Linked DNA regions of Mus musculus: regions 2, 3, 4, 5, 6 and 7 are each linked to region 1. Evidence: chromatin loops called from intact Hi-C (ENCODE). Cell type or tissue: left cerebral cortex. All regions are shown on one strand.

Region 1 (4,000 bases):
TCACTCCAATTGGCAGAAGTACTATGTGCTCCACAGCGGCCAAATAGGTGGGTTCAGATGTGATCTTAATGAAGAAAGCAAACCTAGGGCTATCTGAATTATGACAGTCCTTGTTGAAGTGTAAGTATCAGGTTTTTGCAGTCAGGTGTGAGCACACCATTCAGTTGTGCCAGCAAATTTGCTCCCAGAGCAAAGATGTGGAACTTCGCTAGAGAGTGGAAGGCTGACATTTCTCAGTGTATGCTGTACTTGTATTTTATTCGTATTTGACTTTACTTCTCAAGTATTTTACGGTCAACCTCGTATGTCTTAAGGGTCTAGTAGTGTTTTTCAGGCCAGTACAATGTCAAGGTGACAGTGACTAGCCCGGCAGAGCTAGATCCACCAACACATGGCTTTCCCTATTCCCCCACCCGCCCCACCCCCAAGTGCCTGGGTGAATGCTAAGCTCCAAGGCATTTGGTTCCCTCCCAAGGAAAGCTATGATCAGAGTGATGACTTCACTGCTCCCACCCCACCCCCGAAAAACCAAGGAGCATTGTGGTGATTACTAAATAAATCTACGTTTTAAATGTAGGAGTCAACCAGCGTAATATGCTGTAACATGCAGAGCAAAGCAAATTATTGCTGCGCAGTATATGCATGTAAGCATCCTACTTACGAGAGCTTTCTTTATTAAAACTTGCTCCAAAGCCAGCATGGCTAGAAAGAAAACACTGTGAACGCTCTACATTTAAAATTATCTGCCACCATCTCAAGACCCCCCCCCGCCCCCCGCCATGCCTCCCAAATTTTATTGTTGGACTTTTCTTAGAAATCGTGGGAATTTGCACTCCGGTGCTTAAAATTCTCTTATTATTGTTGTACCAAACACAAGAGACAATCCTGGAAGGTGCTTCGCTGCAGACTACCCTGGCGTCTATGGACGGACGCCACGCACCGCTCAGGTGCAGGTCCCCCAGAGGAGGCTATGCGGTCTAGACCCAAGGTTGATGGGGTGGGGGTGGGGGTGGGTGCTGGGGGCGAGGTGCGGGTGGATCAAGTGCCACCGGTGTGCTAGAGTCTCCGAAGAGAGGGGCGCGCCCGTGGTTCGTGACCAGCATCAACAAGCCCGGCTGGGCTGAGGGCAAGGCCCCGGCCTCCTCTGCGTTTTCACTCGCCCAAAGTTTCTCTAGCTCCCAGGAGCATCCTCGGAACCTCAGGCTCAGGAGAGGGCAGCGGGGTGGGGACATGGGGGCAGAGTGGGAAGAACAGCCCACGAGGTCACGGGGACGCGCGGGGGCAGGGCGGGGAGCGCCTGGGGCACCGGGAAGGGAGGGAGCGCGCGGGCGGAGTGCGGAAGCGTCTGGTCGCGTACCCCGCCTGCCTCCACGGCCTCCGGTCCCCGCTCTGGCCTCCGGCCGCTCTCGGGCCTTGGAGCCTGCGGGGCTGACCGAAGAGAGGCCTCTCCTTCCCTTTGGGTTAGGTGGCCAGGCCTCCTTTGCAAGTCGCTAGGAGTCTCGGCAGGAGTCGCCGCCTCCCCCCAACCTTTCCGGCGGTGCGCCTGGGAAGAGCGCGGCCAGGACGCGGGCGAGGCCTCCGCCGACTCGGCCCAGAACCGAGAGGCCAGGCCGCAGCCTGGGAGCAACCAAGAAACGCCCCGCGGCCGCTAGGCTGGGCCTGCCGGGCGGGTCTCCTCCGGGGACGCTCCCAAGCGGCGGGCAGGGTTGGGAAGTGCTCCAGGTCCCTTTGCCAGGACTGTGTGAGAACCCTGCGAGGTCCCCCGCAGCCAGCTCAGTTCACCCGGGGCGTACACCGGGTCCCAGAGGAAGGGACCAGACACAGTAGCTTATTTAGGAGGGGAGAGGAGGAGAAGGGTGACGGTGCAGCTGCACCTCAATGCGCATGTGCGAGGTTCCAATTTTTTTTTTTTTTTTTTTTACTTTTGCGGTTCTTTCTCAGACTAGTCTCAAGCCAAAATGAACACTGATTATTTCAGAAACTGATTGTTTGTGTGAGCTGACTCCTGAAAGTCACTGCAAACGTACAGAAAGGGTTTGCGAGGTTTCTGAAACCTTTGAAGTAAAAATAGCATCTCTTGTTTATCAGTTCTGCAGGTCTAGTTCCTCTAACAGAAATGGTCAGTGAAATCCGCTGAAATGTAGAGTGAATCCGAGGACCCTATAGCACATCTCATCCCTACAAAGAACATACACTGTCATTAATTATTGTTTCAGAAGTAGTGCAAATATTCTAAACTGAATTACTTTCTATTCCACTATTAACCCATTTTTAACTTTACAGTGAATAATAAACGTCATTTGTGTTATTCTCAAATAAGCAACTCAAAAGATCATTCATATGAAGAAAGTATGATTACCTTTCCCAGTGATGAGGAAAAAAATGTAGTCATAAAGAAGACAATTGCAAGGGAATGCTTTCTATTCTTCAAACCTTGCTTTCCTGGTGAAACAATGTGGAATTGCTTATCGTTTTATTTATAAAGCAAAGCTACAGTTCTTGAAAGTTTCCAAATAATCTCAGTATTTTTATAGACACATCCCAAATAGAAGCAGCCGATGAAATCTTGGTCATACCAAGGACATTTGATGTCCAGAGTGGAGAGCAACTTGTAAAAACCATTGGGTTTTTTTGTTTGTTTGTTTTGTTTTGTTTTTTTAAGTGATGTGTAAAATGCAAATATGGGGGCAGAAACTTAGGAAGAGTGCCAAGTGGCCAGCATTAGTTCTCTTTCTGGGAAAGGGTATTCCCAGAACCATTGCAAACCAAGATAACAGAGTGAGCTTGGATTGCTCTAGTGTACACCATTAAGTTTAGAAAGCCTATATGTGCTATATTAAATTGCATAAAATACATTTTCCTAAGCCTAGATTAAAGATCCCTCCAAATATCCAGGAAAAGGCTACTCTATTGTGATGGGCTAAAATGTGTTCTCTGAAGTGGAGGCATGCTAATAAATGAATTCTTTGATCAGAAATGATCATTTGGTAAACTAAGCAGATCCCACCGACTCTGATAGCCTCTTTCTCCTCTGGAAAAAATGATGAGTTTGAGGAAACCCCCAGTGAAGATCCTTTAAGAAAACTGTCATGACACATATAGAAACAGCTGGTAAGCACATTTTCTAAAGTTTGCACTGACTTTTCAGTTCTTCAGTTACACTGGGGAACAAATTGTAATGAATCATGTTCAGAGCTAAAATCACTCCCATGAACTAATTACTGATAACACTAATGTGTCTGATTTCTGAACAGTTAAAGGTTGTGTCATTGTATCTTCCCATTAAGATGAAACCCTGAACCTCTGGGAAGTGAACCTGCTGAGCATAGGAGGGTTTTGTTTGTTTGTTTGTTATTTTTGTTTTTAATTGGGAAGGCTGGAAAGGAGTCAAAATGTGAATGGCGAGAGTCTATAGAATTGCACTTGCTCCACTTTTTTGAGAGTCCTTTGTGCATGCTGTATGGAAGTGGCATGGCTTATCAGTCCTAACTGTTTGGTGTTTGAGTCTCAGAGAAGTTGCACAGCAGTAAGAGTGCAGCCTCAAAAGCAATAGTGCTAGGGTTCAGTGTAAACACAACAGTAAAACCCAGCATTATTCAGATCCAAAGTGATGATTCACATGAATATGAATGCACTTTGATCTCATCCTTCAATTCTCCCAAGACCCAGTTGTGAGGAAAAGGAAAACAACCTCAAGTTGGCACTTTCCTTTCTTGAAAGGGGGCAGAACTTTTCACTACAGCCTTGCCTCCCTATGTTTAAGGTGTGACTGGAGTGGTTGGGCAAAACACAGCTTTAGGTTGCCTGTAGGAACCAAGGAGGGCTGACTTTCTTTTTTTTTTTTTTTTTTTTTTTGAAGTACACTATCTTAAAGAACTTGGCATTTGGAAGGCTTGAATGTGAACACTTTCTCTGCCTGTGAGTCATTTTGGAATATATTGAGTTTACCATCATATATGAATAAGACATTGTAATTTATTATACCTTAACTTTTATTGCA
Region 2 (4,000 bases), 580 kb before region 1:
TAAGTGGGAGGGTGAGTGGCCAGGGTGGAGAGAAGTAACTAACTCTCAGAGATACTCTTAGTATCTCTGATACGGGCTGCACAGAGATACAGGGACATAGGACGGGCTGTTGTCCCAAGGTGCCTCAGTGTCCTGCCTACCTCTGGTAACCTGGGGAAGTAACATGCATCTACTTGCTCACGTGTAAAGGAACAAATGCACACAACAATGACAAGGACATTTCTCCACACGGAAGACTGCTGTAGGATCTGAAGCTACACTCTACTGGGGTACTTAGCTAAGTGTTTACCCATAACTGCCAGCTACCAGCAACGGCAGAATCTACCACGGGGAAATATGACCGTATTCCGCCATTCGTATGTGTGTGGGAAATCATCCTTTTCAGACCACCTTCCAGCCAAACAGCTGATATAAACTTGCAGGGTCAGAGTGGAGGCAGCTTCTTCAGAGATCGGATCTGAGCCTTTCCGTGTAGCTACAAATAATGAGCAATAAGGGCCTATTCCCAAGTGAAGGAAAAAGATGTAGGGGATGATTAATAATAATATGAAAAGTCAAGGGTGGATACAAAGTAATGTATAGGTTTAAACAGGCTTCAAATTAAAAGAGAAATAATGTGAGGATATCCAATCGGTTTGATAATTTCCTGTGAAAATCAGTAATGCCGGGAAGCAGACAGTACTAGCAACTTTAAAATGTTATGCAAATATCAGCCCCGCTCTGTAGGTAATAAAGGCAGCACAGATAATTTTCTAATTGAACATTTTATGAGATTCACCGAGCCTCAGAAAACTGGTAGTTAATCAAATTCAAAGTGTTTGTCGAGGTCTGGCAAGCATCAGCTGACACAGAGTAGGGATGGGGAATCAGGTGGTTTTATTGAAAACTCAGGTTTTCATTCTGAGTGCTTTTTAACTTCAGTATGACTCCCACTCCACCCCACCTCACCCCACCCCACCCCCAGCCCAATAAAAGCAAAGACAGGACACGATTCTTCTACGCAAACAGGAAGAGAGGCACTATGGGTGGATATAACAAACGGCCACTCAGTAAATTTGGATGGAAGGAATGAGGTATCCTCATAAGGATACAATGAGGACTCTTTTCTTTTGTCATTGTAATACAAAGCACTTTTATCACTTTGTCCATTGCAAATGTGTGTGCGCACCACGGCTTCTGTGTGCAGCTCAGAGGGCAACCTCTGACAGTCAGATCTTTCCACTGTGTGGGTAGGACTTGAGACTCGAACTCAGGCTTAGTGACAAGGGCCATTACCCACTGTCCAATCTCCAAGGCTCTCAAAGGACTTTTAAAGTCCCAAGCGCTTTGAAATTATTATCCTTAGTTTTTTGTTTTTGTTTTTTTAAAATGACGATCCTTTAAACAAAAGCAGCCTTCCTAAGGCAGCAATGTTATGTTGCCTCTCACTTTTATTGGGAGACTTCCAAGCTTCTAAAATTTTACAATGAATTTAAACAAAAATTAAATAATCTTTTCTATTGCCATGGGATGCATCTATTGCTCAAACGTGCTGCGTTTGTCCCTGTGATAACACAGCGAAGCAAATATTCAGTCACTGGTGGAGGAAAAAAAAATAAGAGGTGTCAAAACATTTTGAAACGACTGCACCTCAAAAAGGGACAAAGACAGACACAAACATCTGCTAACCGTGTATTTAGCAGTAGAATACTATCACAGTAAAATGCTTTCCAGATCACAATCTTTTAATAATGTTCCAAAAATATTATTTTAGGCTCACCAGAGTGTTTCAAATTAAATTAGTGTGTGTTTCATTAAAACACAGAGCGCTCGGTCCATTTTTGCCCCTCCCCCAACTCTCTCCTGAGGCGCCACTAGGGGGCAGTATGAAGACGCGGTTCTTGCCGCTGTGGGTGAAGGGAAATCGCTCAGAAAACCATTTTCTTAAGAAAAACCCGACGCGACAAAGACAATAACTGCGTGGCTTAGGCTTTAGGTCCGACCCATACATCAAGCCTATGTGCTGAGTTTGCGTCTTTCGTGGGTCGTTTCTCAGTGCAATGTTTCTTTAAGGGTTTTGAGACCCGAGATTACTTATCCTAAGTGAATCTGAGTGCTAGGGAGCCCTGGGTCTAGACAGAGTGGTAATTTTTCCTTAAAGGACTGTAGTAAACAACCGCAGCCATCTCGGAGGGTGTGTGGCGTCCCTTCCTGCAAGATATGACGGGGAGAAGGGAAGAATTGGCGTTTGGCCACTTTTAACAGATGTGTGTTGTTGTGTTCCTGTCTTCAAAATAAGTGGTCATCACTCACTCTGTTACAGCCAGCATTCTACAAGAAAATATGGCGACTCTACAGATCATCAGCCCCACATCTACAAGTTAAAAGGTATACAACGAAGTGGTAAAATAAATAAACACAGCATATTATGTTACCAGCCCCACGCCCAGCTTTATTTATTCGGGTGGTGATTTTTTTAAAGCATGAACACACACACACACACACACACACACACACACACACACACACACACACACTTTCTGCACTGGCATAGATAATACCCACTTCAGCTCAGACCATTCCTGGCTATGTGACAGGACCTGAGTCCTGGTTTTTCTCAAGGCATGCTATATACTCTTTCAATAGTATATAAAAATCTATCCTGAGGATGTATTTAAATTTTCCCCCACATATTATATATGGTTTTCTTAGACATGATAATCAACAAATAAATTTTGTAGACGTTAAAGTGATAGTATCTGTCTTCCTTCAGCTTTATTTAAAGGGGAGAAATTTTCTTTGTTTCTAGAGAAATTTTAATACCAATACTACTAAATGATCAGTCAGTCATTCATATTGACAGAGATATAGAGTCAAAGAGAGTCAAAAGTTAACAAAGCACTCAGGCACATCCGTGTAAGGCTCTCTGTCTCTGCACAGAGCCCCTTAATCATCATCAGTGTTTGTGCTCCTGGCCGCAGGTCACACAAAAGTAGAGAAGTCCCTGGAGACTTGTCTCTGCTATTTCGAAGGCTTAAGGTAGCCCAACAATTAATCGATGTATTTTTAAGTGGCCAGTTATATATGCTACAATTCAGAACTTTCTTGGGTTGCTACTTTTGTGGGAGTTGAGAAGCTATACAAAAGAACTGCAAATTCCACAGGAAAATGGGGAGAAGGGGGTCTTTAAAACTCTAGGGTCTTTAAAGCTATCTTCATGGAGCTAAGGTAAGATGGCTATGAAGAATCAGGGTCCATATAGTTGAACACAGTTGTTTGTGAAGAGTTTAACCTTAGTTACAAGTTTCCACTTTTTTGTAAGTATAAAATGATTATAGTTGTTGTTTTCAATATTTATTCATTGGTATTTACTAAAATTGTATCTTTAAAAGAGATCCTTTTAAAAAAGCCTGGTCTGCATCTATATTCATCTTCAAATCTTGTCTGGTTTTTCAGTGAGTAAATTTAGTTATTAGTGCAAAGGATTACTGAATTCTTTCCATTTTGGGGGCAACTTTGAATCTAATTCTGGTCAGATCCAACAGATGGCAGTGATGTTATAAACTGTTTAAAATACTCTCATTGCATGTAGGATCGACTACTCAGAAGGATGTCAACCGCAAATCATTTGCTCCATACTTGTATAAATTATTTAAGAATTTGGAATGATTAATTGGGCAGAAAAGTACACAGTAAATAAAACATGAAATTCAACTGGAGATATTTCCTACATTCACAAATTAAATGGCTTCTCCTTTCCAAAAAGCATTATACACAGAGAACTGTCCAGTATATTACCAGCATAGTAAGGAAGGAGCGCTGCCCGAAATTAGCCGAGGGGGCTACCTATTCATGACTGCCTATTTTACTGCTTCATCTCATTTTCATCTTTCAGACAGGCTTGTCTTCACTGCCTCCTACTTTATTTACCCACTTAAAATAATTTCTTTTTCCTTTCATTTCTAACAAGAGACCCTAGCAGTTCTTGTCTCTCATTCAGATAAGTACTTTGATTCCTGTT
Region 3 (4,000 bases), 660 kb after region 1:
TTCCTTGCCTCTTTTTTTTTTTTTTTTTTTTTTTTGTCCTATCCACAGTGCTGTCCAAAGATAGAAATATAAACAAGCTCTCTGCCTTGCGGAAGCCCCTTAACAGTATCTCCCAAAGAAAGATCAAGACACTTTGTGAATTTTCCCCAGATAATGCCTCATATTCCGAATGACTGATCAGAGAACTCCGGTATTGTTCAATAAAATGAGAGGAAGGCGAGTGACGTGGGAGCCGAACAATGGCATTTCTGAATCAGTTTGCTTGATTGACATTTGGGAGCTTCATGACCGCAGGGAATAGGACTCATTACTGTGAATACCCCAAAACACCAACCGAGATTAGAACTCTAGATCCTGTTTTAATCCCATTTCAGCCTAAATTATAGTGGGAAAATATAAGATCCAAGAAAAGAGTATTACACCAGCATAGACTGACCGAAAGTTTTAATTGTAGTAAAGGAGAATTAAAGAGTGAAGCTGAAGTACTTTCCAACAGTTTCAGGACTAGTGCTGATAATTAAGCAGGATGCTCAGATGGATGGAGCAGAGTAGATTCTAAGAATATTGATGTGGTATAAAATACTTCATACTTACTTGGGGTGACACGTGTTTGGAGAGAGATATCACAAGGTTTTCCTAACTTTGTACATATGAGAAAAACATCATATGGCCTTTTAGATTGGTCAAAAGGCAGGGCCATTAGCAAATTCATGGTGAGAAATAACTAGACACTTTACAGTTAGAGTCTAAATATCCATTGTTATTTGGAAGACCTTATTACTGTGGAGAGGATTTTATATTAAGGCCAAAAGTTGTACTAACACTAAATTTAGTCCAGAAAACTGCAGTAGCTGTTTTTCAGTTCATGTTAGAAAGGGGGAATGTGTTTTGCAGTTTTAATAACAGAAAGGTGTAAGCTAATGCAGGTTGTGGGTTTGATCAGAGTCTGGTGTGTGGCAACCACTCTACAAAAATTTTGATTCTTTAATGGAATTCGTCTTCAAATCTTAGAAACGTAAAATATCGAAAGTCTTAGGAATCATGTATTAAGCTGCGTCAATTGACTACAGCAAGGAGACAAAGCAGCAATACAAAGATACGTATGTTCTTGTATTTTAGCAAGTCACAGCAAAGGGAAATGTGATTAGACATGAAGGCAGAGGTGCAAATTCACCTCTAATAATGGAACAGGAAGAGTTGCTGCATGGCATAGCTTCGCAGCCATTCTGAGGGGTGGGCTTTAACAAGCAGCCTCTGTTGCATGGGAAACTGGGACTCTTAAGAATTATTTTTGCATCAAGAAGGGACTAAAATTAATTATTAGAAGCTCAGTAATCACGAAATAAACTCCGAGCTTTGAGGTTAAAAACAGATGACTATCTTCATGTTCAATTATACAGTATCAATTACTAATACAACCAGTGTTTCAGTGTCCCAGCACCACTAGATACCATCTTTTATGAAGATACCTTGGTATTAATTAATGACTTCTTTATTCTCATTATTCACAAGGAAAAATAGGGGTCGTGTCACACTAAAATTAAGATTATCTTAGTTTATCTGGGCTCTTAAACAAAGATCATTCAAACTAATTATATTTTGAATTAACAGGGGTAGGCAATTTATCGCTTAACTTTTTTTTTTTTGTTCAAAGACAGGAAAATAAAGATCAGAAATAAGCAGAGTTTCATTTTAAAGGCAGAAAGAAGCAAACATGTCCTGACTTTTGCAGTATTTCCCTTGCTAAAGGGGGAATGAAGGAACTGTAAAAGACGTGACTTTGCAAAGTCAAGTCCTTTTTAAAAGACTTGGATCGAAATTCTTGCTATGCAACAAGGATTCAAGTTTGATTAATTTTCTGCAAGCGACGTGACAGCGGTGTTTTAAAAGATTAATTAAAATTGAAGTGATACGGAGCAGGAATCCAACCTGCAGAGGCGTCCCTGGCGCCTTGGGGGTGCGGGGGGGAGGCTTTGCAAGCCAGTCCCAAGCCCGAACTACCGGCTTTCCCGAGCCTGGGACGCAATTCCCCGTCTCCTGGAGAGGAACGCGGAATTTGGCAGGGCGCCCGTCTGGCCGCCTGGCATACCGAGCTGGCCGCCAGCTCTCAGGGGTGGGGACGGGGTGTGTCCCCCGGAACCCGCTGCGGAGAGAAGAGCTAGCGCGCCTTTAGACCAGCCAGTGAGGACCTGGGTCAAGCCAAGAGGCGGGAGGGGGGCTCCCGTAAGCCTGGAGCCTACATCCACAGGCCGAGCAGCTACTCCAGCCGCTGCACCTACTTGGTGACACCCTGCTGGTACGGAACCCTCCCCCAACCCGGCCGAGAGCAAACGTGCTGGAGTGCGAGGAATGAGGACTGCAGTCTGCGGAGATTGGTGCACAGGGCGGAGGCTGGGGAGAGCTCCGCCGGGCTACGGCTCCTGGGCCCAGATTCTGGGCCTGGATAAGCAGTGCTGCCTGGTCACCTCGGACACGGGACCCTTCACTGTGCAATTGCCCTCCCCTCCCCCGCAGTTTCGCGCTCTAGCTCCCCTCCCCCACCCCACATCCTGCTCCCCTCGCTTTACTCCGCGACGCCTTCAAACAAGTAAGAAATTAAGCCGAACACAATTGTAACTGTACTCAGGGAGACACAATCGCCCAAGCCCTTGGGGTCACGCGCAGCAGAGGGGCGACGCGGGTGGTGCCGCCTAGGGTGGGGTGGAGAGGGCGTTCGTTTGCAATCAGACTCCTGGGCGCGACATACAATGTCCCATTCTCCCTTCTAGGGCTCTGGGGTCCTCACGAAGAGAGGCTGTGCCGGGACCATGCGCCCAAGGTCCGAGGATGTCCTCTGCGACCTGCGGCGGGCGTGTGGGTTCAGGCCCAAACGAGTCCCAGGAGTTTCTCAGCGCCTGGAAGTAGACGTGGTCTCTCTAGCCCCTGGCGTCAGTCTTTACCCTTCCTCTTCCTGGAGACCCGGGAGGCCGCGACGTGGAAAGAGAGGCGGGAAAGCCCGCACGGAGCTGCCCAAGTAGAGGGCGGTGGGGCTCAGGGGACTCTAAAGGCGAGAACTGAGGGTCGGAAGCCTGGGGACAATCCTTTCCCCTCCACGTGCAGCGGGGACACCTCCTCCCCGGGGAACCCATCCAGCTGCTCCCAACCTGGAGAACAAAGGGTCTGGGAAGCACGGCCGGGGTCGGAGAGCGGAGGTGGAGGGACGCAGGAAGGCAGGCGGTGGGGGCAGGGAAGGGCGCCTGCTTGCACTTCCTCTCTGGCCCGAATGACGGAAAGCTCCATGGTGCTAGCGCCTCGTTGAGGCTGTTTTTCAATCCTGGAGGGCTCGGGTTCCTTACCTAGCGGCCGCACCCGCGCCCTTCCTTCCCTAGGGTCCCCACCCCCTCCGGGGACTAAGGCCTGGAAGCTGCAGAGCCTGCTGTGCCCTGGCGCGGGAGGAACCGCGAGGCACCAGCGCCCCCTGCAGGTGCCAGGGATCTCCGCAGCCGGGCGCTCCGGGACTCTTAAGGTGGAACTGCCTGATAATCTATCACGCTAGTGAATGTGGGTGGAGGTTGGTAGTTCTCGCCTCACCCTCGTGCGCAAGGGTCCCCCAAGCGAAACGGGCCTGACGGACCAGAATCCCGGAGTCTGTCCCTCACTGATGTTATTTTCTGGACCCTTGGCCTCACCATCTGCAGAACCTCTTCTTTGGATGTCCCACTATGGATCGACAAGTCACACTGATATTTCCCAGCAGTGTAAGAGGATGCCTAAATCTTGCTTCAAGGCCTTTCTATAACTGGAAAGCAAACTTTTACTTTTCTTTATTATACGTAAGTGACTGTGAGCATGGGATGAGATTGGCCAATCTCGGAATCTTCTCACTCCCAGCAAATTCGTGGACAGGTGCACGTACTATAGGACTGGACCACGCGTCCAGCCTGTGTGGGATCTACGTCTCGCATCTTCAGCGACCTCTGCTCGGTGTTATCCTATACTTCTTTTTTCTTCTTTCTTTCTT
Region 4 (4,000 bases), 650 kb before region 1:
ACCCCATTGGCCTTAGTAAATGATCTCAGCAATTGTTTGATGAATTACAATTATATAATTAATAAACTGGGCAGTTGGTGGCCAATTTCCCAGAGAGATGCCCAGTCAGGGCTCTCTCCAAGACTCATTGCCACCATAATGGTAAGGCACATCAGAGACAAACAAGCAGACATTGTAGGTCACCTTGCTTCTTAACCCCAGGTTTGATGCTCCAGATATTAGCATCTCAGTGCTCAGACATCCAGCCTACCGTTTGCTTCCATGTGCTCTGCCAGACCCTGGACACCCTGTGCCCCACCCTCCCCCAGCTCTGTTTTCAGTGCATGCTCATGTCCGTGTTTCCCAGTGATCCCTATAAAACTGTGACAGGAGTCTTGAAGCCAGATGTGCAATTACAAACTAAATGTTGGTGTCACACCCTTGATTGGTCTTTCAGGGCTCTTGCCTCAATGACAACCTTTTCTTTACCCAGCCTGCTAGGCTTCTCTCTGGCCTCGTACTCTCTTCTGTTAGTAAGTCACACAATTTCCAAGAAAACTTTTGATCCCCGGATGCTGCAGCCCCTGATCACTTGATCTGGCCCTACCCCATGCCTGGAGCAGTCTCCACTGACTTCTCCACATTGGCTCCATTTCTTTCTGGACAGACATGGAAAAGTGCCCTTTCTGGGGACATGCCAAAGTTCCCTTTAGTCCTTCTGCTGTCACTGGGAAACCTAAGGTCCTCAGATTTGAGCAATTTAAGAATCAGTATGGATCAAAGAAGACCAAGGCATACCTACTGCCTACATGAACCTGCCAGAACAAAGTAGTCATATCTTTATGACCTGGCATTCTGACCCTCAATCCTGTACTTGTGAAACTACTATTCCTGCCTTACCCTGATGTTGAGCCTGAAACCCAGGTGGGATCTCCCCCCCCCCTCCCCCCGGTCTCTCACAAGCAGGCAGTTATGGATGGAGGTGTTCCACTAGCTCATGCAATGCTCCCATCTGTATAACCTGCCCTTGCAGGACTGCGTAAGCTCTTGATACCAGGACATACTGCTTTCCCCCAGCCAGCACTCGTTTTTGTGATGTCATGATGCTGTTTTCCAGAGTTCTAGGTCATGGCAACCTGACTTTGGAAGTCATGAGTTAAAGCGTGTGTTTGCACTCTGAGCTGACTGTACAGAACAGGTCTCAGCTGGAACAGACAGGCCACTGTGGCACAGGCTTGCATTCTCACTAATCGAAGGGGGTGGCAGGATTGTGAGTTTGAGGCCAGCCTGGGCTGTATAGTGGGATCCTGTTGAAGAAGATCAGAAAAAGAGGGAGAGATGAGTGGGGAGCAGGACGAAGAGGAAGAGGAGGAGAGGGAGGAAAGGAAAGGGAGAGAGAGGGGAGGGAGAAGGGGAGGAGAAAGGGATGGGGAGAGATGTCCAGCAATCATAGGAGCCAAAAACTGCCTATAGTCATTCTGGGACCTTCTGAGCCAGCCTAGCAGTCTGGCCAGGTGCATCTTCCCCCCCCCGCCCCCCCCCCCCGCGAGGGATTACTGTCAGATTTAGAATAGAGAAATCATCTCACAAGTGTTCTAACCTGAGCTCAAGCATGAAGCGGCAGGTGTAAGAGGATGGCAACCCTCACCTACGGCAGGGCCCACTCCGCTTCTGTGCTTTGCCCCTCCATCTTGTTGCATCCTGATTTTGTTGCCTGGTTTTGTGTCCGGAGATCTTCATAGGCCAGGTGAACATCGCAGTGAAACGCGGTGGCTTTGTGCATAAGGGCTTCATTTTTCACAGCCATCCTTCTAATAAAAACTGTTTGAAGAAGGAGAGATTGAAGGTTTCTGAGGTTTAAGCCAGGTTGTCATCTAAATCATCATCTCTTCTGGACAAAGCAGCCATTGTCTGCGGGAGTTGGCATGACGGAGAAACCACAAGAGGGCGCACAAAGCCTCGGAATAAATGCTTCGTCTATCCTGGACGCTAAGGAGGCAGAATTGCCAACCCCAGCGCTGGAGGACTCTAACTCCTCCAGACATACGAATGTTCTAGAAGCCCTTCGAGGATGTTTTCATGGTTAGATAAAGAATAGCACTGCAAGTGCACAGAGGGGAGATGTAGGAGGAGTGTTGAGAAGAAAGGGAGTGATTGGCAGGAGAGAAGGGATAAGACAGGAAGACCAAAGGCAAGGAGAGAGGAGAGCCGGGTGGGTGGGAGGGACGGGTGGAGAGGAGACAGGAAAAGGAATGTCGCTTTTTATAGGGCCGAGAGACACGGAAGTCTGGTGTTTCTGTGGACCAGATGGTGTGGCAGGGGAAGGGACCAGGCTGCGGCTTCTCTGGGGGAGAAAGCTGGATGTCTCCCAGGTCTATGAAGTCTGAAGTATGGCGTGAGCTGTCTGAGTCTCTCAAGGGCTTTCCCAGCCTGTTTGCCAGCCTGCAAACTTACCCTTTCTTTGTTGTCACTTTAAAGTCACAACTTGCCTTGACCATGAACATCCATCCTCCTGGCAAACAAGGCCTCATTTTGACGTCAGCAGGCCATGAGGCAAGAGAAGGTGGGCCTGGTAGTAATGACTCCCAGCTGCTTCACGATCACATTTTATTACTGATTATGTAAAACTTTGAGATAATGGAAAAGGAAGTAAGTGGTTGGTTTTTGTTTTCCATTTAAAAATATGTCAGTCCAACAAGAATGGGTAATATTTTGCAAGCTCTTCCTGTATTTGGGGTAGAGATGTAACCTCTAACATTCAAGTGGCATGGGGAAGGAACTGGAATTATCTCTGTCACAGAGGTGAAGTGACTCACCCAAAGACACTTCGCAAGCAGCAAAGGCTGACTTCTGAGCCCAGATCTTGCAACTGCAGAGCCTGTAGCTTGACTAAAATTCATGTCTGTCCAGTGAGCCCAAATTTAAGAATCTATTTCCAAATACCTCTTTGTCATCCATGAATGGAGTTCTTAAATATCTTGACATTAGGACCCCTGTATAGTGTGTGTGTGTTTTAACCAAGTTTCTCAGAAAAAAACCTACAATCTCCATTGACCTTTTTTACAGAAATGATTAATTAGTTACAACAGACTACTGTGATTGGAGTGTTTTAAGCCCTGAGGCAAATTATCTTGGACTACTTTGGTGCCCTAAATAGTCAATTTTTTTGCCTGTTCTGAAAACATCCTGTAACTATTAGGTAAATCATTTTAGAATGTGCTATCAGGTCTCTGGCTTCCACTGATTCAGAAGCCATGAGGCTCAGCAGATACCATTTGAAACCTATAGCATTTGAAGCCTATAGCAGAAATGTCCCACTTTTCGGTAAGTACCTAATTCATGAAAAATGTCTTGAGTTATGACTTTCTTTTGTTGTGTTACTATAAAAAAACTTCATGAATCTGCTGTCATATTGCAACATGGAATCTAAAGTAACCTAAATCGGTGTTCCCAGGCCATGGTTACTCATATTTGTCTCCAAAATAAACTATCTCTTCTCTTTGAGATGAAGGCTATGTTTTCTACTTGACAGCAAAGTGTGACAGCAAAGTGTGTCCCATAAGTGTGTGTGTATGTATGTGGGTGAGCAGATGGGTGAGCAGGTGAATGGGCTGGTGGTGTGTGTGTGTACAGAGACCTACATCAGTATCTTTGTCCCTCACTCTTCACCTTGTAGTTTGAAACATGGTCTCTCACTGAACCTAGTGCATATAGATTGGCTTGACCAACTGACCAAGAAAGTTCCAGGGACTCTTGTCTCCTTGCCCTAGCATTCAGGCAGATACTCTGCACACCCAACTTTTTACAGGACTTATAGAGATGCAAATGGAGGTCCTAATGCCTGTTCTGACCATTTACCTACTAAGTGAAGATTTTTACCTGAGAAATTGCCTCGGGTTGCCTCTGTAGCTTTTATCTGTCTTTATTTCCTATATTATAAAATTAAAACAGGGAAGTCCCAATATTGAAACTTTACATTAAAAGATTGTCAGGCCGGGGGAGGAGGCTCAGTCAATAAAGT
Region 5 (4,000 bases), 300 kb before region 1:
AAAAACAACTCAGCGCCAGGAGCCTTTCAACATCATACATTTTCCTGTTAGTAGTTGTCCTTTGAATAATTCCTTGCTTAGAGAAGGACCTCAGCCTCAGAACCAACAGCAAAAGAGTTCGAAGGCAAATAGATGTGACTCCCTTGACTGTGGAAGCAGCTTGCGAAGTCAATGAGTCAGGATTCAGCAGGATGTTATCAATGTTTCTGATTATACCTTTGTTTTCCCATCCTTGTTTCTGCCCCTCCCAGGAGAGATGGTGACCTCTGGTGCATCTGTGCCCAGGTTTCTCTTTGAAGGGTTGCCTAACAATGCCCAGAGGTGTCCATTTCCTGTTCTTGTAGGCTCACCCAGCTCTTTGCTGTCATTGAATTCAGTTTTTCAGCAAGCCCATTGTCTTGCATTATTAATATACAATTAAGTACATTACAGCTATTGTGAACAAATAAAGAGATACAGAGGCATTGAAGTGGAAGGATTCATTTCAACCAGGAGGAAAGGGTAATTGTTTTCAAGGACAAGGGCTGGTACAGGTTTCTGTGGAGGGGTGATGAAGAGCAATAATCAATGATGATGTGAAGCTCTTGAGTCTGGGTCAATGAGAATTTATTAAATAAATGAACTCCCAACTGGTTAACAACAATATGAATGCTTATTTCCAACACAGGAAGAGAAATGAAACAACTTGTAGGCTGTGTAGGGTGCTGAATTTGGTTGTAGATTCTTGTGAAAGGATGCCTGTGGGCAAGCTATGAAAATTGGTTTAGATAGACTCTTTTCTGAGGTCAGGCGACAGTTTATGAGTTATCAGTAAGATAAAGACTGTACAGCCCCACAGCCCCTCCACCGCCCCCAGACAGGGTTTCATGGATACCTGGCTTGGCTTGAACATACCTACCTACCTGAGGATTATATTGAATTTCTGATCCTCTAGCCTTGCCTCCTGAGGGCCAGGATTACAGGTCTGCAACATTGTGTACTTTTATCTACTGCTGGTTTTGAGTGTAACAAACAATCTATAGCATAGTCCCTAAAGTGACCTTTGTGTCAGGCTATACCTAGTCACACAAATAACATCAGTCTCTGGTTAAATGATTTGGTCAACTAGTGGAACTGTGGGTCAAGTTTATGACTTCTCAGCATTAATTTAGGCTGGTTTTGTTATTATCTTCACCCCCTTTAGCCATTAACAATGGTGATGCTTGGTACCAGAAGAAGCAAGGAATCATTGCGGCGGCGGGGCGGGGGGGGGGGGGGATAGTATTAACAAGTTAGAATGACCAAGGGGATTTTGGGGGCAACCGTGCTGAAAGGTCAAATGAAGAAAAGGAAGGTCCGCACAGGATCTGCTCCCTTTTTGTTCCAGGCGTTACTCTTTGTCTTCTTGAAAGATCTAAGGACTGTAGACTTGCAACAACAAATGCCAGCGTAAGGACGACTAATTTCAGTGTGGGGTGGTAGTGGTGAAAGGCTAAACATTTTCAAATCAGAAGGTGCATGTCCAGAATAAGAGAAGGAAGGGGTGGCCTGCAAAATGATGGGTTCCAAGCAAACGGTCCAGACTGGGGCATGGCTGTCTTGACTAAAGCAGGGGTTTCAGTGAAGAATCCCAGAGTAGGTTGGGAATGACATTCTAGTATCCGATAGCATGGGAAGGCCCAACCAGGATACAAAAGGTTAGGAAGTTCAAGGCGGGGACTCCCTGGCAGACAGTTGACAAAGAGGAGCCAAGGTCCTTTCCCTAGATGCTGGGGAAGCCCGGGGCCCCGAAGAAGCGCTCTGGGTCCCACGAACTCGCCAGCCCTTGGCACGGGAAGCGGAGGTTCCCGGACATTCCTGGCTGCCCCATGCATCTGGGGGCTCCCTCCTCGGAGCTCCCTTGGCTCCGTATCCTTTCCTTGCTCCTCCCCAGGAGCGAGAAAGGCATGCTCACGCGAGTCTCCACACTCCGCAGCAGCCTCCCCAGACGGATCGCGGCCGCCAGGAGAGTGCTCGTCTTAGCACCGGTGGCGGAGCGCACAGAACAGCTTAACGGTCCGGCATCCGCATCCGCACCCGCCCCGCCCGTCGGCGCCGCTGCCCCGCCCGCCTCTGCGTCATGACGCTAGCGCCCAACGCGGAAGCCGCCCGCCGCCTGGACCAGCCGAGGGCTGTGCGCCGAGCCGCGACGGGCGGGAGCCGGCGGGGGCGCGAGGCGAGCGCAGCTGCAGCCTAAGCGGCCGAGCGCGCGGAGCGGGCGGAGCGAGCGCCCAGGACTGAGCGCGGGCGGAGCGGGGCTGGAGCAGGCGCGCAGCGGCGGCCGCCCCGGGGGATGCAGCTGCCTCCCCGGGCTGGCGTGTAGGGAGGGCGGGTCCCCGGCCTCGGCGGCGCGGCGGTGGAGGGGACCGAGACTGCGACCATGGCGACCCCTGGCAACCTGGGGTCCTCCGTCCTGGCGAGCAAGACCAAGACGAAGAAGAAGCACTTCGTGGCTCAGAAAGTGAAGCTGTTCCGGGCCAGCGACCCGCTGCTCAGCGTGCTCATGTGGGGGGTCAACCATTCGGTAAGGCTCCTCTGCGGCGCGCTCCTCTTGCTCCTCGGGCTCAGCCTCCCGGCTCTGCTCCTCCTGCTGCAGCGGTGGCAGGGCGGGGACCTCTAGCCGGCTAGCTCGGTCGGTCCCGGGCCCTCTGGCCACTCGCCTCTTGGGGTACCCCTAACCCCACGACAAGCGTCCATCTCCTGGGTTTCTCCGGCGGCGCTTGCGCTCCCTTTGGAACCCAGGGAGGGTGCAGGATGAGAAGCATTCTCTGTTCTGTGCTTCTGAGCCTCTCCGCGGCTGTCCTGTCCCGCATTCGTCCTCCCGCCGGTCGGTGCTCGCTGTCCGCGAAGTGGGAAGTTTGTGCGGGGACCGACTCTGTCTCAGCTATCAGTCCTGGCGGGGAACCGCTCAGGGCCCAGTCCGAGCGATCGCTCCACTTGTCTGGGACCGATGGGCCCTCCTGCCCTGAGCGGGTGGGCAGGTGAACCTGTCCCTGTCAGGAAGAGTCCGGAGCTTCTCGGAGATAGGACTGGAGTGAATCAGAAGATTTTGGGCGGCAGCTTGAGAGCTTAGCTTTCTTTTTTCCTTTAAAGGCAGTATTGTCAGACTCTAGGAGAATTTTTTTGGGGGGGTGGGGGGTGGGGGTGGGGAAGACGGGCAAAGGAAAAAAAAAAGCAACGTAAATATGGCCCTGGTGCTGAGCGTCTTCTCTTCATCCCTTCCCGCATCGCCCAGCTGCTGTGCCCTTTCCAGACCTCCTGGCGGGGAGTCTTCCTCCCTCCCCCTTGCTTCCTCCCCTCCTTGGGGAGCCAGGCAGAAGTCACAGACTTCTGCAGAAGGATGGCCTTGGTGGTGATAGTCGGAGGGGGTCCCGGCGGTCGCGAGTTCGAGGTGGTCTAGAGTTAATTACATCCATTTTGGAGGTTGTTTAAAAGACTGTCGGGGTGCGCGTTGGGGAGGGTTAGTCTAGCGCACAGCTAGGGATGTAAGGAGGTGCGCGGCTGCAGACTCTGCGGACTGCGGTGTGGGGGGCTGAAACAGCGTCCTGCTGATCTGACAGCGAGAAAACTCCTGCAGCTTTAATCTTCTTAGATGGGCTCAGGAAACGTGATAGGCGCTGTTGGCTGAGCCTTGAAAGTTTCAATGAGCTTGTGAATTTTGACCATGACCTTACCTACTGCAGTCAGCCAGCTTCAGAGAGAGAGCTTGAGCCTGCTGCTCTGCTTTTGTTTTCAGTGGATGCCCAGGTGTCCCTTTCAGCATAATGTAAGTGACAGAAAGCCAGCGTGGTTTTTGCACTCTTAAATTAACAGAGTTGTTTAAAATGGCTCAGTATCTTTTATTTATAGTTTTCCTCCCAAGCAGAGCTGGAGAAAGGTGAAGCAATATGAAGATGATTGTGTTTATCTGGAACGTTTTAAAGAGTTGAGAAATCTATTACTTTACTGCTGGGTCTACTGGGGTTCATTTTACTGACATCTT
Region 6 (4,000 bases), 73 kb before region 1:
CTCTAAACTAGGGAGGTTCGCCCAGTTTCCAACCCTCCAGGTGTGTCTTTAAGAGTGTATAATGTTGTCTAGGTACTCTTCAAAGACTCACAGTGGCTGGCCATGAACACTCCTGGCAGTGCCACAGACTGGAGGGAACTCTGTAACTGCACATCAGTGAAGAACAGTGTGGGCTTCCATTTTCCTTGTGCACGTTAGGTGAGTTCACATCAGAGTCCCTAGACTGAGAAGAAGAAGAGAGGAAAGAGATCTTTTTCTTCCTTATGAGTTCTTGAGTCAAAAAGTAAAAGCGAGTTAAGAACCATTTTCCTTGTGTCCTGTGGTATGTTTATCCTCAACTCACAGGACCTTTAAGTAATGCTTTTTTTTTTTTAACTTGCTGATTCAGTAAATATCTGCAATGCTGTATATATTGCCAAATAACATACTAGGCTCCAGGGAAAAAAAGTGAACTCCTGTGTTTTTTTGTTGTTGTTGTTGTTGTTTTGTTTTTTTTTTTTTTAGTAGGTTTACAGGAAGGAGAGAAACCAATAAGCAAATACATAAACTGTATGCAAAAGGTTTAAAATGTCATGACTGTGGGAGGTAATTGGCGAAAAGTAGTTCTAAAGCCAGCCTTGAGCTCACATTCCGCCTTGCTGGTATTATTTATTTGCTATTACTTATTTGTTTTCTCATTCCTGACAGGTTGTATGAACAAATAGATGATGACTTCTTAGACTTCAGTTTCTTCCCACGTTTGCTTTGGATAGTCTTAAATCATAGGACCCCTAACCCTAATTCTAACACAGGTCAATTCCCTCCCCTAGGCCCCGAGGTCACATTGCTTCTGCCAAGGGTTGCACACCATCCCGAGGAGGCCTCATATTCTTTTTTCTCTTCTCTTCTCTTCTCTTCTCTTCTCTTCTCTTCTCTTCTCTTCTCTTCTCTTCTCTTCTCTTCTCTTCTCTTCTCTTCTCTTCTCTTCTCCTCTCCTCTCCTCTCCTCTCCTCTCCTCTCCTCTCCTCTCCTCTCCTCTCCTCTCCTCTCCTCTCCTCTCCTCTCCTCTTCTCCTCCTCTCCTCTCCTCTCCCCCTCCCCTCTCCTCCTCTCCTCTCCTTCTCCCCATCCCCTCTCCTCCTCTCCCCTCCCCTCCCCTCCCCTCCCCTCCTCTCCCCTCCCCTCCCCTCTCCTCCTCTCCCCTCCTCTCCTCTCTTCTTTTTCCTTTCCTTTCCTTTCCTTTCTTTTCCTCCTTTTCTTTTCTTTTCTTTTCTTTTCTTTTCTTTTCTTTCTTTCTTCCTTCCCTCCCTCCCTCCTTTCCTTCCCTTCCTTCCTTCCCTCCTTCCTTCCTTTCTTTCCTTTCTCCTAACACAAGATGATGGTGCAAAGAGCCAGAAAACTAGCTTCTGTACGCAATTTTGAGCACAAGAAAACAATAAAACCCAAAGATCAAAACCCTAAAGGGGACAACGGCCAGTGGCTCAAAGCTAAAGGAGAAGGTGGTGCACAATCCAAATCCACGCCCCAGCCTTTGCCCTCCTTCCGCCCCAGGAAGGCCGACAGACAAAGCCACCCGGTGAGTCCATGAGTAGGGGAACAATGCCCTGGCGCTCAGCACAAAACGAAAGTCCGCTGCGGGGCCCGAGGGGATGGCAGGCCGGGGCGCCTTGGGCCCACGCGTCCCGACCCCAACTCCCGACGCCATTCAAGCAGACACCGCGCAGAACAAGGTCAGCTCTGTGCAGCGCGCGGCGGCAGCGCGGCCACCCCTGCTCCCGGGAAGCCCAGCGACGACATCGGGAAAGGCGCCCACGGAGAGCTTACGAGCCCCACGATCCCCGAGCCAAGCGCCCAGCCGGGAAGTAGAGCCGTCCGCGCGCGGAGGGAAACGCCGGGTGTAGTGCGGTTTGTCCTTGCTCTTATAAGCATGCTGCTCCCGGAACCGCTGCCTTAGACCGAGTTCGGGTTATTTTCTGGCCAGGATTCTACCTTCTGTGAGCCTGAGGATCCGTCATCTGCGCACTCCAGTGGCCCAGCGGCCGCCCAGCTCCAGCTTCGGGGACGTTCTGGGCCTGGATTGCATCCGAGGGTGATTGCGCCCACTTCCAGGGAGCAGGTTTTACCAGTGTCTGTTCTGGTCAGTGGAGTGCTGTTCTGGTCAGGATGGTGAGGAGTAATGAGGATAATGCAGGTAACACTGTCTAAAAGCACATCACACCCTCAAGAAGGAACCTAGCATTAACTCAGTGTTAATACAGGTAACAACTCACAAGGATCTGAAAACATAACATGAGGAAAATCGCAGAAAAGATCACGACCAACTAGAGTCCATGTTTAAAAGCTGTAAACAAAGCCTTTGCCTGGCCAGAAAACGAAAGTAGTACACTGCAGGCTGGACAATAACTTTATAGCTCAAAAGCAGTGGTGATTACATCACAGTTGCCACAATTCACAGAAGTGTAATCTAAAGGTATATAAAGTTTATTCTGCTCAAACTGTAAGTAAAATAATGTCCTCAAAAGTTGGCCGAAGTAGGGTGTCTGTTTTGGGGGAGAAGCTGCTGCTAGGGGGTAGGTGACTGAGAGACAAGCTGATAGGAAAAAAATATTTACTGCTTAGGAAATTTACATGAGCCTTAAAAGCATCCTTCTCAGAACTAAGTCCTCTAAGAGTAGATTCACTCCAACAATAGAAAGAAAATATCCTAAAGAACAATATGGCAATGTTGTTGCCTAAAGAACACCCAGAGCAATTGATGTACTTCTCCAGATTTACTTAGCCCCACCAACCTCACCACCACCTCTGCTTCGTGGTGTCCAGGGCTGGCCTTTCTGCGGAGGGTTCCACTCCTGTTCCCTCCCTGACAGATAACCCCCAACAAATGAGGGTAAAGATTCAACCCTGCTTCCTTATAGGGGCCCTGATGGTGGAATGTTCTGCCTCTATCTGCCCAAGGTCCCAGCGCAAGGTGAGTTAGAACAGTATGAGACAAACCTTCACAGAGGCAGAAAACAAACACTACCCGGCATATCAGTCTCTACCACGGACACTCCCAAGGCTTGAGCTTTGCCTGAAAGCTGCAGAACGAACAGTCAGCTACACTTTCTCATACGTGTTCACTAACGTGCTACTTTGTATCTGTTTTCCTTTCTGTTTAGGAACAGTCAGCTGTACTTTCTCATAAGTGTTCACTAACGTGCTACTTTGTATTTGTTTTCCTTTCTGTTTAGGAACAGTCAGCAGTACTTTCTCACAAGTGTTCACTAACGTGCTACTTTGTATCTGTTTTCCTTTCTGTTTCTCCTTGCTCTTGATGCCCTGGGATTCCATCTTCTCATCAAATCTTAACACTTAAAATTGCCCTCAAGGTTAGCTTTTCTTTGGCAGTGTTTGGGTGTTACGTATACTTTCCTAAAGATTTCACAACCATGACAAACTTTTTTTTTTCTCTCTCTGTTTTGGCTCTGGATTACTGTCTCATTAAAGTGCTAGTTTAGAAGGCAATCGGTTGAGAATCATTGCCAAATATTTGGGCTTGGGAGAGAGATAAAAGTTTGGGCTTCTATTTATTTGGTTTCAATTGGTGTTTCCTCATACAAGCTAATTCCTAGATCATAGGCTCTTACATGCTTTCAACATTTGGAAGTATGAAAAGTTGAGATGCATGTTTGTGTAAAACAAAAATACTTTCAATTATGCTTATAAAACTGTTAATCTGGATCTCTAATTATATGTTTTAGTGCATCTTCACAAAGCTGTTTTGCTTGTTCTAAAATCACTAGGAGAAGATAAATTATGAGCCTTTTACCGCAACCTCTAGCTCACAGTGCTTTGCAAAACAATTTTTCTTGACACTATTTTAAATATAAGAGCATTAGGTTCATGATTTTAATAATAATTGCACAGGTTTGTGGCAACATGTTTATTGAAGATTCATCAGACACATTCTGCCTCCCACCTGGCTTGCCAATCATCTGTAATTTGATCAACAGTAATTCGAGATGGGACTCAGTAGGGTCAGA
Region 7 (4,000 bases), 650 kb after region 1:
ATCCTCTTTAAACTATGAAACTGCCCAGCTCCAGGGAAACTACGTCGCCTTCCACTCGGACCCCGCTTATTTTCGGAGCCTGCTGTGCAGCAAGCACCCGGCTGCAGCCGCCGCCGCCGCCGCCGCCGCTGCTGCTGCCGCCGCCGCCGCCGCCTACTACCAGACTGCCGGGCCTCAGCCCAAGGCGGCGACCGGCGCGGGAGGCCCAGTGAGCCTGACTTACCGCTGCAAGCGCAAGCGCGGGGGCGCCAAGAACTGCCTGCTCCCGCCTCACGCCGGAGCCCGGCGCCTGCTGCTGCTGCCCAGATCCTACAAAGCCAAGGCGGCGGCGGCGGCAGCAGCGGCGGCTGCTGCTGCGGCGGCGGCGGCCGGGGCCACTTGCTTGGAGAGGTTTCATCTGGTCAACAGCTTCTGCCCGCCTCCCCACCACCACCATCACCATCACCACCATCATCATCACCATCACCACCGAGCCCAGCAGCCAACGCCGAGTCACCACCCCTCTCATCACCACCGGCCGCAACCCCATCTAGGAAGCTTTCCCGAGAGTTGTAGCAGCGACTCCGAGTCCAGCTCCTACTCCGACCATGCAGCCAATGACTCGGATTTTGGCTCCAGTTTGTCCAGCTCCAGCAACTCGGTGTCCTCAGAGGAAGAGGAGGAGGAAGGAGAGGAGGAGGAGGAAGAGGAGGAGGAGGAAGAGGGGGGCAGCGGGGCCTCGGATTCCAGTGAAATCAGCTCGGAGGAGGAGGATTCTTCCACCGAGTCAGACTCCAGCTCCGGGTCCAGCCAAGTGTCAGTGCAGAGCATCCGTTTCAGGCGCACCAGCTTCTGCAAGCCTCCCAGCGTGCAGGCGCAGGCCAACTTCTTGTACCATCTGGCCTCCGCCGCCGCTGCAACCAAACCCGCTGCTTTCGAGGATGCCGGCCGACTTCCCGACCTCAAGAGTAGTGTCAAAGCCGAGTCACCAGAGGAGTGGAGTCTGCAGAGCTGGGCTCCCAAAGGGACTCCGGTGTACTGCCCGGCCAGCTTGGGGAGTTGTTTCCCAGAGATAAGAAACGATAGGGTATCTGAGATTACATTCCCACACTCTGAAATATCCAGTACTGTAAAGAGAACTGACCTGACAATTAACTGCCATGCAGAGGGGGCCTCTTCACCTAGCCCAAAGACAAACAATGTATTTCCACAACAAAGAATACTCCGAGAGGCTAGGAAATGCCTACAAGCAACTCCTACTACACACTGTGCAGAAAACAGCACAATAGCTGCTAGGTTCTTAAATAATGATTCGTGTGGAACAACAGCAAATTCAGGAAAAGATTCCAAAATCCCTCATTGTCCTGAATTTGCTACGGATTTACCCTCTCTTCAAAGTGATCCCAGAGTGGATACAGCAACAGCAGCAGCAGCAGCAGCAGCAGCAACTAAAGCTGAGAGTCTCTGCACTGGTACAGGTGACAAGACATTGCCATTTCTGCACAATATTAAAATCAAAGTAGAAGACAGTAGTGCTAATGAAGAATATGAACCTGAGCTTATTACAAATAAGCTAAAGTGGGAGTGCAATGATGCCGAGGGTGAGTTTTACAATATGACTGAGAAGAAGGAGGAGGACGCCTTGGTACCCACAGCCAAGGAAGGTTTTGCATGCCCTGAGAAAGAAACGCCTTCCTTAAATCCACTGGCTCAGAGTCAGGGCCTCTCATGCACTTTAGGATCTCCAAAACCTGAGGATGGGGAATATAAATTTGGTGCCAGGGTGAGAAAAAATTACCGGACACTAGTACTGGGCAAACGACCAGTCCTTCAGACACCTCCAGTCAAACCAAATTTGAAATCAGCTAGAAGCCCTCGTCCTACAGGTAAAACTGAGACACATGAAGGAACACTGGATGACTTTACAGTTTTAAACAGACGCAAAAAGGTAGCCAGCAATGTAGCATCAGCAGTGAAAAGGCCATTTAATTTCATGGCAAATTTTCCTTGTCCACCTTCACTCATTATTGGGAAGGATGGGGATTTGTGGCCAGCGTATTCCTTAAACACCACTAAGGATTCCCAACCTCCTCACAAGGCCCATCCTATATGGAAATGGCAGCTGGGCGGTTCTGCAATACCTCTTCCACCTAGTCACAAATTCAGGAAATTTAATTCATAAAAAAATGTTTTGGAAGATATTTTCTCGAACCATATTACCTTCCTTTTGTTGTAAACTGCACAGGATGGCTTGTACCAAGTCCATTAATGGTGTTACACCCCTTTTGGAGTCCTGGTTTATCGCATTTTGAAGACAAAAATCGGATTACTTTTTTTTCCCATTGCGGGTTGTTTTTTTTTTTTTTTTATGGTGGGGGAGGGGTGGGAGAAGGGTTGGTTTACATACCACAGACTACTTCAGGCTAAAGACTCAAGTAACACTCAGTTATTATGGTAGAGCTGGAACACTTTACTGTTTCAATGGTAATAATGCACCGGTACCTCAATTCAACTGCTACAAATAAATGTCAAAAGGTTGAATAATAAATATCACAATGAGCCATTAAGTTTATGCACTAGATTTCAGACCTGAAAGTGTAACTGGTATTCAGTGAAAGTTTGTTAGGTTACATGGTTACACAATGAGGTAGCAAGAAGTTTCTGTGAGCCCAAATGTAATTTTCTGGAGCTCTTATTTGTGGGGTGTCTTTTTTATTTTTTTTCTAAACCCAGATTCCCTTTCCAATAGTAGTTGCACTTAACTGTTTTTTTGTTTTGTTTTGTTTTGTTTTTTAATGGAAAGATTGGGGGTCTGAGTCCTGATTGGATGCTGATTTAAAAGCTGCCCATTGTGTGAGAAGTAAAAAAATACTTTTTTTTTTTTAACCTTTACAGTCACTCCTTGCAACTGGAAAAGCCCCTTCTGCGCTCTCACCCAAACATTTAAAATAGGATGACTCTTGCTGTGCTCCTGCTTGTCTTCTGATCTGAAGATAACTCTTCAAGCTTTCAAAACAATTAAAACATTTCTCTTAATAGCAGGATGTTTAATGGTCTAACTCATCCTAGTGTCCAAGCAGTAAATACAACCAAGAAAAAGAGTCATAACACCCCAAGTGAAAAATAACTGATTTCAGGGCTTTTTGGTATTAGAACTCAGGCACTTGGATTTTATTACCTTATGCTTTTTTTTTTCTGCATCTCTCTAAACTTCTGTTTCAGGCCATCCTGTGTATAGAACAGGAGAGTTTCTACTGCAAGTGACAATCAGAGGTGACTATCTATATTTGCACTTAAAATCAAAGTAGTTCCACAGGCAAGTGGTCTAGCCCTTGGTGAGGCCATGCTGGTGGACTGTGTTGTAAAGATGAGAGCAGTAAATCAAAATTATGGAAATTTGCACTGTTGAAAAGCATGCTTTAGCTTTATTTTCAATTAAAAACACTGTTTAAAATTCCTGGTTCCATACATTTCTACTTATTCCAGATTGAAGAAGGGTTAACAAGAATGAATGGCTTTGTTGACATTTTCACTTGTAATGTTTTTGCCTGAAAGAAATGCATTTATTGGGTGCAGTGTTTTGTGGTAATACTTTGTGATGAGACCAATCAGGTTCTGGGCACAACACTGGCAAACTTCCTCTCAAATAACAGAAAAACTTTTCAAACTTGTTATAGGCCAACTATTAAAAAGTTTCATATCTAAGAAAGTGAAGCATAAATCAGTTGTTATTTTAACGAAAGTTGTATCTAGTAATTTTTGGGTCACCAAATTATGTATCTTAGATCCTGGTTATCTTTAGTCTAAGAAGTTGCATCTACAGACCATAAATCACAAAGCAAAACAAAACACCACTAAGATGTTTACTGTGTGAATTTAAAGCATTATTTCTCATGGAAATTCAGCTATTTATTTTCCTTAACCTTTTAATTCCTACCCCCCTTTGAAATTTTCCCCTTGACTATAAATGTTTCAGATAGTTCTGGATGGTCTCAGACCTAATTGCTGTGTATTATCTGTG

Evidence for each region. Peaks named below come from ENCODE experiments on the same cell type or tissue, not always from the same donor. Only the 100,000 strongest peaks of a DNase experiment are listed, where the experiment ranks them.
Region 2: a loop joins it to region 1, with 3.0 times the contacts of the local background. A loop is called at or near these places in 6 of 42 quality-filtered maps.
Region 3: a loop joins it to region 1, with 4 times the contacts of the local background. A loop is called at or near these places in 18 of 42 quality-filtered maps.
Region 4: it touches region 1 in a loop (2.2-fold over the local background); 3 of 42 quality-filtered maps call a loop at or near these places.
Region 5: a loop joins it to region 1, with 5 times the contacts of the local background. A loop is called at or near these places in 8 of 42 quality-filtered maps.
Region 6: it touches region 1 in a loop (5-fold over the local background); 9 of 42 quality-filtered maps call a loop at or near these places.
Region 7: a loop joins it to region 1, with 3 times the contacts of the local background. A loop is called at or near these places in 17 of 42 quality-filtered maps.

The regions. Positions count from the first base shown.
Region 1 is chr2:18,691,855-18,695,854 of GRCm38, reverse strand. It overlaps a transcript of Spag6 not described here. Among named protein-coding and RNA genes, the nearest start is that of Gm46725, 3.1 kb to the right of the region's middle. In left cerebral cortex, a CTCF peak has its summit at 1,722; DNase peaks (open chromatin) are centred at 561 and 1,681; H3K4me3 peaks cover 1,754 bases; H3K27ac peaks cover 1,272 bases.
Region 2 is chr2:19,274,324-19,278,323 of GRCm38, reverse strand. All of the region lies in intron 10 of Armc3 (armadillo repeat containing 3), which reads right to left. Among named protein-coding and RNA genes, the nearest start is that of 4930447M23Rik, 68 kb to the left of the region's middle. In left cerebral cortex, CTCF peaks have their summits at 1,854 (motif pointing right) and 3,524 (motif pointing right); a DNase peak (open chromatin) is centred at 1,927; H3K4me3 peaks cover 697 bases; H3K27ac peaks cover 418 bases.
Region 3 is chr2:18,027,007-18,031,006 of GRCm38, reverse strand. The region is part of intron 1 of Gm33085 (a long non-coding RNA gene); the gene reads left to right. It overlaps A930004D18Rik (RIKEN cDNA A930004D18 gene), which reads left to right. Exons shown (of 2, transcript NR_028376.1): 2 at 2,769-4,000. It overlaps Gm17762 (predicted gene, 17762), which reads right to left and starts at 3,758. Exons shown (of 1, transcript NR_028378.1): 1 at 430-3,758. In left cerebral cortex, CTCF peaks have their summits at 2,004, 3,250 and 3,454 (motif pointing left); DNase peaks (open chromatin) are centred at 204, 2,164, 2,988 and 3,444; H3K4me3 peaks cover 2,344 bases; H3K27ac peaks cover 1,742 bases.
Region 4 is chr2:19,342,747-19,346,746 of GRCm38, reverse strand. 4930447M23Rik (RIKEN cDNA 4930447M23 gene) reads right to left here and starts at 2,430. Exons shown (of 4, transcript NR_126563.1): 1 at 1,628-2,430. In left cerebral cortex, a CTCF peak has its summit at 1,916 (motif pointing right); DNase peaks (open chromatin) are centred at 1,963 and 2,282; H3K4me3 peaks cover 734 bases; H3K27ac peaks cover 1,113 bases.
Region 5 is chr2:18,996,394-19,000,393 of GRCm38, reverse strand. It overlaps Pip4k2a (phosphatidylinositol-5-phosphate 4-kinase, type II, alpha), which reads left to right and starts at 2,273. Exons shown (of 10, transcript NM_008845.4): 1 at 2,273-2,542. The coding sequence starts at 2,399. 4930426L09Rik (RIKEN cDNA 4930426L09 gene) reads right to left here and starts at 2,075. Exons shown (of 1, transcript NR_024323.1): 1 at 590-2,075. In left cerebral cortex, a CTCF peak has its summit at 1,967; DNase peaks (open chromatin) are centred at 2,765, 2,779, 3,309, 3,509 and 1 more place; H3K4me3 peaks cover 2,645 bases; H3K27ac peaks cover 2,248 bases.
Region 6 is chr2:18,764,986-18,768,985 of GRCm38, reverse strand. No RefSeq gene overlaps it. Among named protein-coding and RNA genes, the nearest start is that of Gm3363, 6.1 kb to the right of the region's middle. In left cerebral cortex, no CTCF peak of the experiment used is centred here; a DNase peak (open chromatin) is centred at 1,827; H3K4me3 peaks cover 1,981 bases; H3K27ac peaks cover 1,148 bases.
Region 7 is chr2:18,043,771-18,047,770 of GRCm38, reverse strand. It overlaps Skida1 (SKI/DACH domain containing 1), which reads left to right. Exons shown (of 1, transcript NM_028317.3): 1 at 1-3,684. The coding sequence ends at 2,161. Among named protein-coding and RNA genes, the nearest start is that of Skida1, 2.7 kb to the left of the region's middle. In left cerebral cortex, no CTCF peak of the experiment used is centred here; DNase peaks (open chromatin) are centred at 184, 840, 1,436 and 1,613; H3K4me3 peaks cover 2,234 bases; H3K27ac peaks cover 1,615 bases.